Regions from separate parts of the Homo sapiens genome. Here region 2 is linked to region 1. A link is an interaction called in ENCODE POLR2A ChIA-PET data of the cell type or tissue named here. Cell type or tissue: A673. All regions are shown on one strand. Links, peaks and the distances in the headings refer to the core of each region. The heading gives the core; the rest is flanking DNA. Region 1 overlaps ZNF423 (zinc finger protein 423). Region 2 overlaps ZNF423 (zinc finger protein 423).

Region 1 (2,911 bases), core at 253-2,752:
GAGGCCTGGCACACAAGGGATCTCGGTGGTGGCAAGGCCTGTGCTAGTGCACAGGGGACGAGCTGTGGCCAATCCCAGAGCAGGAGAGTTGTAGCTACTTATGCACCTGCTGTGGAGTTGGGGCGACAGCATTAGGGGGAGCTCTATACTCCCATTCGTCAATCAGCCTCCCACAACTTCTGACCCCAGAGCTGAGAGTCAACGTGGAGTCCTGATCTGCCTGAAGCCCTGGCAGAGCCCCAGAATCCTTCTTAATGCACCCCAGGAACCATGGTTAATAGTGAGAGCTGGTCTTAGACCTGCTGCCACCAAGCAGGCGCCCTCTAAGGGCCCTCTGGCCTCTTTGAGCCCCTTCTTGTCCATTGTTGAGGATCTTGACTCACACAGGGAACTGGAAGCCCCCCAGGACTTCAGAGATGGCCGCAAACACCCTTTCTCTTAACAGGATGTGTTCGGGTGCTCCTTTGAAGGGCTTTCTGCAGCAGCCCTTGTCCAGAGGCTGCTGGACGTTGCCCATCAGTCTCCACAGCTTGGGGGGATTATCCCAGGACAGCTGGGAGTCTTAAGATTGAGCCCGTTCCTACCTCCCTGTGTAGCCCCCTCCATCCCTGTGGGGGCGGGGCCTCCAAGGCCCTGTCCGGTGAAGTGTTTTAGCAGGAGCTCCTCGCAGGGCTACTGTGGTGCCCTTGGGCCCTTCCAGGGCCACCTGATTGTTGAGGTCACACTCAGCCCTGGGAAGGATCCCATCTCTGATGAGCGATGATGATTCCCATTGCATGGGCAGGAAGAACTCCCTGCTCCATCCACTCTGTAACTGGATTCTGTGGCCAGAGTTTTCTGTTCAGTGCCTGCCTGACCCCAGGCAGGAGTGGTTTGTGCTCAAGGCCGGGGCAAGTGTGAGCGCCATGAGGGAGCTGGATTGGCATGTGTGACCTTCTGCTCCCAGAGCTGGTGTGACTCTAGTGTGATGGGGTGGGGACAGTGGTGGCGTGGAGGGGACAGGTGTGTCTGTGGCTGCCTTGCCCACTGCCTGGTTCTGAACAAAGCCCATCCCTGCTGCAGGCCCTCTGGGATGTCACCACACATCCTGTGTGCTTATTGATTAAAAATTTGGGCCGGGTGCAGTGACTCATGCCTGTAATCCCAGCACTTTGGGAGGCTGAGGCAGGTGGATAACCTGAGGTCAGGAGTTCAAGACCAGCCTGGCTAACATGGTGAAGCCCCGTTTCTACTACAAATACAAAATTTAGCCGGGCATGGTGATAAGCGCCTGTAATCCCAGCTACTCGGGAGGCTGAGGCAGGAGAATTGCTTGGGAGGCAGAGGTTGCAGTGAGCTGAGATCACACTATTGTACCCCAGCCTGGGTGACAAGAGTGAGACTCTGTTTCCAAAAATAAAATTTTTGTTTTTTGTTGAGCACCTGCTACTATGTTTGCACTGAGCTAGGCACTGGGATACAACAATGAACAAGACAGGCATTGTCCATGCCCTAGTGAGGGAGGCAGATAAAAGCCTAGGAAACCAATAGGTGGAAGGAATAATGAGAGGTGTTCGGGTTAGCAGGGGCTAAGCCGGAAGCTGCCCTGCAAGGTCAGGTCTGGGAATCACGAGCAGGAGCTGGTAGACCATGGGGCAGGAGTGGGCAGCTGCAGCCTGGCCATGTGACCTGGGCCACTCCAGAGCCTTTCTGCATCTCACACATGAGCGTGTGCATGCCTGCACGTGTGCTTGAACAGAGGGTACTCGAAGTCCACTGCCTGGCCCCAGCACAGAGCTTGTGTGGGGGGCCGTATGGCTGAAACAACTGGGGGAGTCCTTTGAGACAAAGAGTGCAAAATGCCTGTGGCCATTCTCAAGGTGACCGACAGGAGAGGAAATGGGATGGAAGAGAGTTTGGAGTAGATAGAAAAAGTGGGCTAGGTGCAGTGGCTCACACCTGTAACCCCAGCACTTTAGGAGGCCAAGGTGGGAGGGTTGCTTGAGGTCAGGAGTTCAAGACCAGCCTGGGCAACATGGCAAAAACCTGTCTCCACAAAAAAAAAAAAACAAAAACAAAAACAAACAAAAAAAACTACAAAAATCCACCGGGCGTGGTGGCATGTGCCTGTGGCTCCAGCTGCTCGGGAGGCTGAGGCAGGAGAATCACCTTAGCCAGGAGGTTGTGCCTGCAGTGAGCTGTGATCACACCACTGCACTCCAGCCTAGACAACAGAGAAAGACCCCATCTCAGAGAGCGAGAGAGAGAGAGAGAGAGAGAGAGACAGAGACAGACAGAGACAGAGAGGTCTTAAGTAGGTAACAGATCTTTCCTTTGCAAAGGTTACAAAACATGTAGGGCTACAGAACCCCACTGCTGGGACCCCTCCCAGTGTGCAGAGGGGCTTGAGTTTGCAAAGGGCTCTGGAGCTGGGGCTTCATTAGCATCGTGGTGAATCGGGCTCTGCCATGTGCCCCCTCCCTGTGTATTCACATCCACCCTGCATGCCCTCCTTGTGTGCATACACCTGCCCTCATGCCTCCGCTCTGTGTCACACACTTGCCCCTATGCCTCTGCTCTGTGTCACACACTTGCCCCCATGCCTCCTCTCTGTGTGCACACACTTGCTTCACGTGCTGTCCCTATGCCGGTATACCCTGTGCACCCTCCAGTGTGGGCACACCCTGGCCACCCACCTACCTTACAAATGCCCATCATCCACAGGAGTACTGTGTTCCCCTTGAAGTGGGGTAGGGTGGGGTGTGTATCTCTTGGCTTCAGTGGGGCCAATTATTGTATACATTAAACAACTAGACATGGAGCTAGGGACGTCTGGAGGAGGCGCCGCGGGCCGGCCAAGTAGCCCCTTTGGTGTGTTGTCCCTATCGGCCCCTGTGCGGATTGGGGTTTCTCTGAGCTGCGAGTCTTCAGT
Region 2 (2,911 bases), core at 232-2,731, 61 kb after region 1:
TGGAGATCAGGAGTGGGAAGCCCTGGACCAAAGAGACTTGGAAGTTTATGGGGTTGAAAGATGACCTTCAAGGCTGTGGAGATGGGCGATAAGTGAGAGAGATCAGCAGAGCCGTTGCTGAACCTTAGGGGCTGTGACCAGGACCCTACATGGGACTTTGAGGGGTTTTACAAACTCCCAACACCTGGCTCAGGTGTTCATTGCGTCTTACTGTGAGGAAACCATGTAGTAGAGTGGTTAAGAGTCACATGCAGTGGGCTTGAAACTCAGCCCCACCACTTCTCTGTGGCCTCACTTAAGCTCTGTCACTTCCCAGAGCTCTGCTTTCCTCACCTGTAAAATGGGGATATGATGACATCAACTCATAAGGTGCCTGCACTTGATTAAGCATTGAGTGCTTAATCAATGCTCACTGTTCTTGGGGCATGCCTGGGCAAAAGGATGCAGGTGTGCACATCAGAAAACAGTTGTCCATCGTGGAAAGCATGAGCTCTGGGAGGTAGGGAATCTTGTCAGCTGGACGGACAGGTCGGCGTTCACAGCACTGGTTCGGTTTCTGTCCCATGCACATGGCCCTGAGGGAGAGGTCCCTGATTTGAAATCCATTTGGCTCGGGCCTTCCCTGAGCGAGCTGTCTTCATGCTGCTGCAGACAGCCCCCAGGAGGACAGGGGAGGAGCCAGAGGGAAAGGAGCCAGCCGGCTGTTTTCGGGAAGCCCTCCCCAGCCCTGGAGGCCTCTGCAGAAAAGCATTGAGCCATTGGCCTTCTCCTCGGCCTGTTGAAGTTGCTTCACTGGGCTCTGGGGTGATTGGAGGAACCAGTGAGCTGCAGTTCTAGCCCAGGTCATTGAAATGAGCCAGCGCTTGTGATGGGACTCACAAGGCAGGGCCAGGTGCTGGGCCTCTGGGCCCTATGTTCTCTGAGTTTGCACAGGTGATGTCCAGACTCAGGACAGGGACCAGTTGAGGGGCCTCTGGGGCTGGACAGAGCAGCACACAGGACAGGCGGAGCTGGGTTGAAGGAGTAGGGAAGGTCCAATCATTCCATCCCCAGGACTTACTGAGCAACCGATCAGGTGGGCCTGGAAAAGAGGAACCCCAGACGGTCTCCAGGTAGGTCTGATGTCCTTGGAGCTCCCTGTTGTTAGAACTTCTGCCTCCTGGGCCTTGGAGAGCTTGGGGCTCCAACAGGCCCAGGGACTTCAGGAAAGGTGTGCTGCTTAATGAACACGTGAACGTGTAGATTCGATCCTGGCATGGCTTTGGGTGGCCTTGCAGAGGCTCAGTTTTCTCATCTGCAAATGGAAAAATAACACCATTTATTCTTTTGTCTTATGGTGAGGTTCAGAAACTCCTGGGCATGAAAGTGCATTGCAAGAGGCAAACCCTGCCTGGGGTGGAGGCCTTCCTGTTCTCCAGCGCCTGATTCTGCTGAATCAGCAGAGGGGCCCTTGGGTCTTCAGGGAAGTCCCACTCCCCAAAACTTCTTCAGGCCCCTGAGTCTTCCCTGTCTTGTGTCACCTCCCTGAGGGCCAGGCTGGGACCCCTTGGGAGCCCAGAGGATGAGGTCCGCGCCTTTGTGTGGCCTGAGCTCGCCTTCGTCTCCATCCCTTTCTGCACAGCCACCCTCCCTTCCCATTAGTAGCCGGCCATAGGGGAGGTGACAGTTGCTTAAAACAGATTTATACTCTTGGATGACTTTATGGGTTTTTGCCTTATAAAAACCTGAGAGTTGACATTCTGATTTATCTACTCCCGAGTCAACAGGATGTACCAGATTTAAAGAGATCAAATACATTGTGATGTTTGTGGTTCCAGTTGTGGATTAGATGAGCTATTATAGAAAGTGCTGCCAAGTAAATACGGCAAAAAAATAACGAGGGGATAATTTAAATATGTCTATTAAATTGTGTGTTAAGTAAAGTAGCACAAGTGTGGTGCTGATTGTAACTTATTATCTGGAGGGTCGGTGTAGTAGATAAAGCCAGAATTATGGCTCTTTTATTTTCCCTTTCTACAGAACATTTTTTTTTTATTAAGGAAAGACTGTAAACGAGGAATTTCGGAGACGGGCACTTGACTGTGTAACCATGGTTGTATGATGACTTACAATATCGAAGGCTCCAAATGATATTTCTCATTTCTTTGCTTTCTATTTCTTACCCTCACTGCAGCGGCAGATCAGATTCCCTGAGATAAATATGCTGCCTGACTTTTAATGGGATTTCTGTATTGCCAGGAGTTGGCGCGTTCTGATAATAAAAGAACCTAAAAACTGTACATCCCTTAATTGGTAAGAAGAGAGATGTTTTGATGGGCCACAAATGGAAACATTGATTTTTACTGCCTCCGCGCAGTTCCAGGCGGCGTGTCGTGCAACGTTCCCCGCCTTGGAAGGAAGCAGCTGGCTCTCCGATGAGCCGATTTGTGTTCCCAGGTTCTTGATGTCGGGTGCTTGGAAGGGCATGTTCTGTGCAGACAGGAGAAATAGAGCCCTTATAACATTATCTGTTTCCAAATTGAAATATTCACAGGACTGTGGTTTCCACCTTGAATTGAGTGCATTCTTTGCTTCGTGTCTGTCTTTCTTGCTTTGGCGCCCGCCCTCAGGGGTTTGCAGGTTGTGCACTGAGCCTTTTCCTGTAACTGTGATGTTGCATGTACACACATGTACATACAGGTGCACATACACGCACTTTTGCATATGTACATATGCTTTCAAAAACACCTTTATGGATAATAAGATCTCTTTCTTTGATTTAAATCAGTGCAGCTAGTTTCCGGATGGGTAAATCTGTTTTCCAGGACAGGCTGTGGGAAGAGACAACACACACTTTTATTTTCCAATCCGAGGGTCTCTGCATTTTAACACACAAATTTTATCCATTGACATTTATTAGGATTACTGATAT

The links. Peaks named below come from ENCODE experiments on the same cell type or tissue, not always from the same donor. Only the 100,000 strongest peaks of a DNase experiment are listed, where the experiment ranks them.
Region 2: POLR2A ChIA-PET joins it to region 1 with 6 read pairs; 4 of 35 experiments call an interaction of 5 or more read pairs at or near these places.

Annotation. Positions count from the first base shown.
Region 1 is chr16:49,793,374-49,796,284 of GRCh38, reverse strand. The region is part of intron 1 of ZNF423 (zinc finger protein 423); the gene reads left to right. Among named protein-coding and RNA genes, the nearest start is that of ZNF423, 61 kb to the left of the region's middle. In A673, for the core only: no CTCF peak of the experiment used is centred there; no DNase peak of the experiment used is centred there.
Region 2 is chr16:49,732,336-49,735,246 of GRCh38, reverse strand. The region is part of intron 2 of ZNF423 (zinc finger protein 423); the gene reads left to right. Among named protein-coding and RNA genes, the nearest start is that of ZNF423, 120 kb to the left of the region's middle. In A673, for the core only: no CTCF peak of the experiment used is centred there; a DNase peak (open chromatin) is centred at 1,736.